Regions from separate parts of the Mus musculus genome. Here region 1 is linked to region 2. Evidence: chromatin contacts called from ENCODE Hi-C or POLR2A ChIA-PET data. All regions are on one chromosome and are shown on one strand. Each heading gives the region's core, a stretch centred on a gene start or an enhancer-like site at or near the end of the contact. The rest is flanking DNA. Distances are from core to core; before and after follow the strand shown.

Region 1 (2,815 bases), core at 254-2,753, 46 kb before region 2:
ACACAAAGGAAATAAAAGCTGTATACTTTGATAGTCTGTTTGTTAGACCGGTGGGAATTACTTGGGCTTCACTGTTTCTCAGTGAATTGACAGGTTAAGCTTTTGTGTAAGGGTAGGAAGCAGGGTCATAATAATATACAGAGAAAAAGCTATATAAGGGAGAAATACCATGAGGATACAAACACCCAGCTATGAGAAGCACTAGACTCATGCAACCTGGGTTAGCGAACTGCCTTACACATAATGGAGACAGGGACTGCAGGAAAATGAACTCATGCAGAGAAAAGTCTGCAAACGCACATATACTCTCTAATCATAATCAGATTAAAGACTTGAGAGATGTTTCGACCGTTAACTTAGGATTCTGACACCCTGTGCGTGTTGGTCATTATTTTAACTTAGTTGTTCTGTATCTTACATAGACAGAGTTTGCTTCTCCGCGTCTGATAGCCTTAAATGTGATATACGTCTATGCTTTAAATTACCTCAGAAGAGGTAACTGGCCAGAGATACGCGAGTATCTTCATCCTTCTGCTAGAATCCACCTAAACTAGCACTAAGCCCCGAGAGACACTGAAAGAATAACTGACAAGATAGATTCAATTGTTTCTTTCTGGACTGTGAGTGTGTGTCTCATGAGAATGGAATTGTGAGCCTGTAGTCTGGACCTGCTGGGCAGTTCCTTTAAAACCTGGTGCAAGACTGAGTCAGATCCGACTTTAACAACCGGATATGCCGAGGGAGCAACAACTGCCAACTCCACTGGCTCACAGCAAGACCCACTCAGGGAGCCTCACCGTCCAGCACTGCTGTCTGCCGGTGCTCCTCCTTGTTGGGTTTGGGATAAATATTCTCTTAACCTTCTTCTCACAGAATAAAGTATGACAAACAAAAGGAATTCTGAACGTCTCGCTGATGCATTTATGTGTTACACATTCAACTTCCAGTGCCCACTTATTTTAAAGACTAAAAGCGTTGAAACATAGCGGCTACCTTTCCCTTTCTTCTCCAGTTTCATCCAAGACCCACGCATATGCAAATGAAGCCTTGCCAGCCTTTTTAGATTCTTGCTCATACTTATGCATAGTTCTTTTGTTTACATTACCCAGAAGATAAAGCATATGGCCCATCAGAGTACTTTTCCCAGCATCAACATGACCTAAGGAAAATTGATTCAGGGTTAATACTAGGTACATTTCAGATGCTCACATTGAGGCATTGCAACACTAATTCAACAGCGTGCGTCAGTATTTAGTATAACAAACACCAATTTCTATCAAGGTTAAAACACCTAAATGGGGGAGGGGGTGAGGACTGCACACACAGTTTTAGAGAGGGCAAAGTTTCCCTTTTTTGGGGGGGGAGATGCATCCCATTTTCAAAATGTTCACTACATAAAACTGCCACAAGCTAAGTCCGATGATGCCCTCCTTGGTAACGCGGCCCCATTGCACCCTGGGTGACCAGAATGCATTATGATGCAATGCCTCTTTGCTTTATTTAAGCCTACACTGCTCCAAGAGGCTGGGCGCCTCCTGCCGCGGTCCTGCTAACCCGGCGGGCAGAACAAGGGCATACCAATGACCACTAAGTTGAGGAGCTGCTTCCCGCCCTGCCGCTTTTCCAATTCCGCTTTCACGTCTATCTGCTGCCTCAGCTTGCCAGACTTTCTCACTGGTGTCGGAGTGGAGCCCAGCTCTTCTGATGTTTGAAGGGAAGGAGGTGGGAGGGCAGATTTTGGAGTGCCGGTCTCAGGAATGTTAGGAGAAGCTACGCTCACATCATCACCAGGAGGCCCTTTGTGAGGAGCGCGCACACTGAGTCCATTTTCCTCAGAAGTTAAGCTGCAGAAAGATGAGAAAAACTGTGAGAAAGTCATTTCAGACACTGCCCAACTGAGTCAGGGGGCAGGGGTATCTCTTGGCAACCCCTGATATTCTGGGTCTCAGGTCTGTCAAGCTGGAAAAGAGAAGTGACCAGAGCCAATCCACACAAACGAACACTGGGAACCCTAGGTGTCTACTAAACATGAAGACTCCGCCCTGGCAGACAGCAGGCAGCAACGCTGCTGCATCCTAAGAGGTAAACACAGCTTTAAACTTTCAAATGTCTCTAAGATCTAAAAATGCCCATTCTGGGCCCAGGCCTACACCCACTGCTAGAACGGCAAGAATAAATTGGTAACAATGTTTCAGACACTTTGTCATATAATTTTATGATCTTAATTAACTTGATTTCTTATTTCTAAACGACCTTTCCAAAAGTGGAACCATCTGTTTATAAATCTAAAGGAGTAATCTCCTTGACTTGGACACTAAGACTTACCAGACTGTGTACTGACTATCTGTCCTGCACTTGATGTCTCAATCAGTTCTACTTACATGTCTAGAGGTAGAGTTACAATTCTCAGTATTAGTAAAGCAGACTGTGCTCTAAGCAATGAGTTACCTCTTACACATGTACATGGAGAGAAATGAATTGCCAGCGTGTATTTTACATTCTCTCATCCAAGTTCTAGCTTAGTTTAGCTTCCACAGTCAGTCAGAATCAGGAATGTGTATTTGTGATGTTATGGCCAGGACTGGGTGTATATGCAATGGTATAGCCAAAAATGAATTTTTGGATCAAATGGGCTTTCAAGAAAACTCAACACATTATAAATGTGATTTCTTGAACTCTTGGTAGCTTTTGTTTTCACATGTGTGTGTAGGTCGAAGAACAGCTAAAGGGTGTTGGTGGTTCTCTTCTTCCACCAGGTGGTTACTGGGAATCACAGGCAGCAAGGCTTCTAGCAAACACGGCTACCGTCTCCCTG
Region 2 (3,108 bases), core at 82-2,581:
AGTCCTCATGTGTTAAGCAGTACCCTTAAATAGTCAATTATCACTGGCTGAGGAAATATATTGGTAATAAATGTCCCTTATTTCACAGCTACACAATCTCTTCCAGACTAAAGTCATTTCTTAGTGGTAGTGGTCCACCAGGCCTTTTATACAGACACTATGTATTCTTACAGTGAATGCCTGCCAAGTAAGATATTCCAGGCAGACTGGGTCAAAGTCTCCAGATGCAGCCCAGGTTGTTGGTTGGTCAAACCTGTTGAGGACACTGAAGCTCACAATCCCCCCAAAGGGGGTGTTAATAACAACCGCCTGCGTAAACATTGCATCTTCTCCATTTTAAAAAGCAGCAGGTCTTTAGGATTCTTGCATCACTTTACATTTGTGTTTATTTTTAGCTTCTGTGATGCTAAATGATGCTTATTATCATCCACTCAATGCCAACAAACTGCGAGTCCCTTTTTCATGACCTCCCCGCTGGTGTTATTTTTCCATTTCCTTTTTAAAATCAATCTACATTAAGCACTGTTTGCCAATAACTGAATTTATACACCTGAACATCAGCAAATCGACCCAATTTCTTGAGCCCTTTTAAACAAGAATCTTTTCTGTTTCTCACGTCCCCAGTTTTGAAATCCGTTGGAAAAAAATGGAGCAGTCAAAAACGCAGGGACACGGGGACAACGAAATAAATCTGACGTTTGTAGTAGGCCGGCCGCAGGTAAGCGCTAAGCCAGCCTCTTTTCTAACTACGGCCTCGTGGGCTTGTCTGAAGGAGGGCTTATGAGACAGACGTCAGGAACTCATTGCGGGATCCCCGCAGGAAACAGGGAAAGAAGAGGTGACGCTTGGATACGAACAGCATCGGATCCCGACCTCGCCACACCTATGGGCCCTGGAGATGCTACACCCCTGCCCGGTCGGTGAACTAGCTCAGCTAGGAGGCAGACAACACGCCGGCTTCCTCCCCGGGTGTTCCTCTCAGGTCCTGCTCGCTCTCCGCCCGCTCCCTCTCCGCCGAAGATCCCATTGCGAGCGTGGCTCCGGGGTCCATGCTCGATTCCAGGGAGATGTAAAGCGGCCATGGAGACAGCTGGAAGAGCTAAGGTCACGGCCGGCGCGGCCTTACCACCCACCTTCATCGTAGTTATATCCCCGGACGTTCCGATGCCGGGCCATCGCGCACAGACGGCGCCTGCCGCCGTCCCTTCCAGAAAAACTCGGCTCAGAAACCGACGAGGCGCAGACCGCGGGCGGAACACCTCTGCCGCGCCATCTTGTCTTCCGCCAGGCCTCTGCGCCGAGCGTCCGCGCATGCGCGACGTCATACCTGCGCACTTGGCGACGGCAAGCTCTCGGGGTCACTGCGGGCCTCCCGGGAACGCGTGCGCGCTCGCGAACTGGCGGGGGGGGGGGGGGGGCGAGGTCCCGCCCACAAGCGAATTGACTGACGTGGACTTCAAGGCCAGAAATGAAGCAACCAGAGGGTTGTTGAGCGGGATCCTTCACCTACACCGGTTTTCAGGATTATTTCCCAACTTTGGTTTTTGATCATCTGAAAAGCTGCCTATTTCGCTCAGTAAAAACAAGGACTTTGTTTCAGCTTTTAAGCCTTAGTAAACACTATAGGCAATCAATAAACGTGTAAATTTGGCATAATAATTAGTCCAAGCTGTAGAGGGAACTTTTTGAATGAGTAATTTTAGCTTTGAAATGTAGCCACACTGGGTCAATATGCTTCGCATGTAACTCATGGCTTCAGGTATGGGCTCCATATTAAATTCATTAACAGCTCTGGTAAACAACTGTCTGACCTTAGCTTTGTAAAATATTTCATTAGCACGAATTAATTAAGAAGGAAGCCTTAGACATTGATTGAATACATAAATATGTGAACTTGCTAAGGGTGTTTAGTACAGCTTTTCAGACACAGAACTAGCCTTGGGTGCTTATGATGTAATAATAACACATAAATCTATAACCTGTTATTAAACATCCTTGTTTCATACAACATAAGGCTAATAATGCTGTGTAAAAAACATCAACCTTATTATCACACTGAACAAACCATTTTATTGTAGCTTGTGCTTTCAATGCCAAGACCTGGAATCAAAGGCGAATGTCTAACACCACCTTACTCAGCTTTTCTAATCCACAACAATGAGGATAACACAAATTAAATCCATATTTGTAAAGGGCTCAGATTTGAGTTCTGACTGACTACCCAATGGTGTTCTTAACTCACAATGTTTCATATGGCTCCAAGGCAAAACTTTATAGACAAAAAAAAAAAAAAGTAGATGCTAATTTTATGATTTTTAAGTGTTTTATTTTATACCTTTAAATAATTTCCACATTGCAGCCTATTTCTTTGTAAGTGAAGATATTATCTTATACATTATCAAATTCATAAATAATATTTGCCCATGTAAGAGGACTTAGCACAGGACATTAAGTGCTAAAGAGTACTAAATGTGCTGGACCTGGTGGCTCAATTCCTTTAATCTTGGTACTCTGTAGACAGGGACAGGAGGACCAGGAATTCAAGGTCATCCTTGGCTACACAGGGAGTTCCAGGCCAACCAGCACTGTTGAGACCCTGTCTCAACGTCACGTACATAAAACTTAAAAACCAGGGTCAGCTTCTATCCCACTGTAAACGTGAATGCTGTTAATTACAAGTCACTGATGCGGCTATTGAAGTAAATGAGTTATAAACCGACCACATAACTAGTAGGGTGAATAAGAAAACAATCCTGCCTCAGACATGACACATAACTTGGGTGTGTGGACCAGTCTGTTCTGTATTGATTCCTGAAAATGGTATATTATTTACACTTGTTAGTTTCCCTGGCAAGGTGACATAACTCAGAGTCACCTGGAAATTGCCTCATCAGAATTGTCCTGTGAGGCAATGTCTTGATTGATTGATGCAAAGAGTTTCCAGTCTGCTCTACAGGGCAACCTCCTTAGTAGTGGGGCCTGGGCTGTAAGAGAAAGCAAGCCAAGCATGAGCAGAAGAGCGGGCCTGTAAGCAGTTGCACCTGTAGTTCCTGCTTCAGTCTCTGCTTCAGTTTCTACCTTGATGTCCCTCAGTGATGGATTGTAACT

What was found. Hi-C counts contacts between places; a loop is a spot of excess contacts on that map. ChIA-PET counts read pairs that join two places held with the same protein, here RNA polymerase II (POLR2A).
Region 1: a map of left cerebral cortex shows a loop between it and region 2 (4-fold over the local background). The contact joins the promoter of 4930455C13Rik here to the promoter of Hbs1l in region 2. A Hi-C loop is called at or near these places in 2 of 37 maps with a recorded cell type or tissue (left cerebral cortex and regulatory T cell). POLR2A ChIA-PET finds 5 or more read pairs at or near these places in 2 of 5 experiments (both embryonic stem cell).

What each region holds. Positions count from the first base shown.
Region 1 is chr10:21,340,743-21,343,557 of GRCm38, reverse strand. 4930455C13Rik (RIKEN cDNA 4930455C13 gene) reads left to right here and starts at 1,503. Exons shown (of 4, transcript NR_045352.1): 1 at 1,503-2,082. It overlaps Hbs1l (Hbs1-like (S. cerevisiae)), which reads right to left. Exons shown (of 18, transcript NM_019702.2): 6 at 1,579-1,844; 7 at 994-1,159.
Region 2 is chr10:21,294,202-21,297,309 of GRCm38, reverse strand. Hbs1l (Hbs1-like (S. cerevisiae)) reads right to left here and starts at 1,331. Exons shown (of 18, transcript NM_019702.2): 1 at 1,134-1,331. The coding sequence starts at 1,176.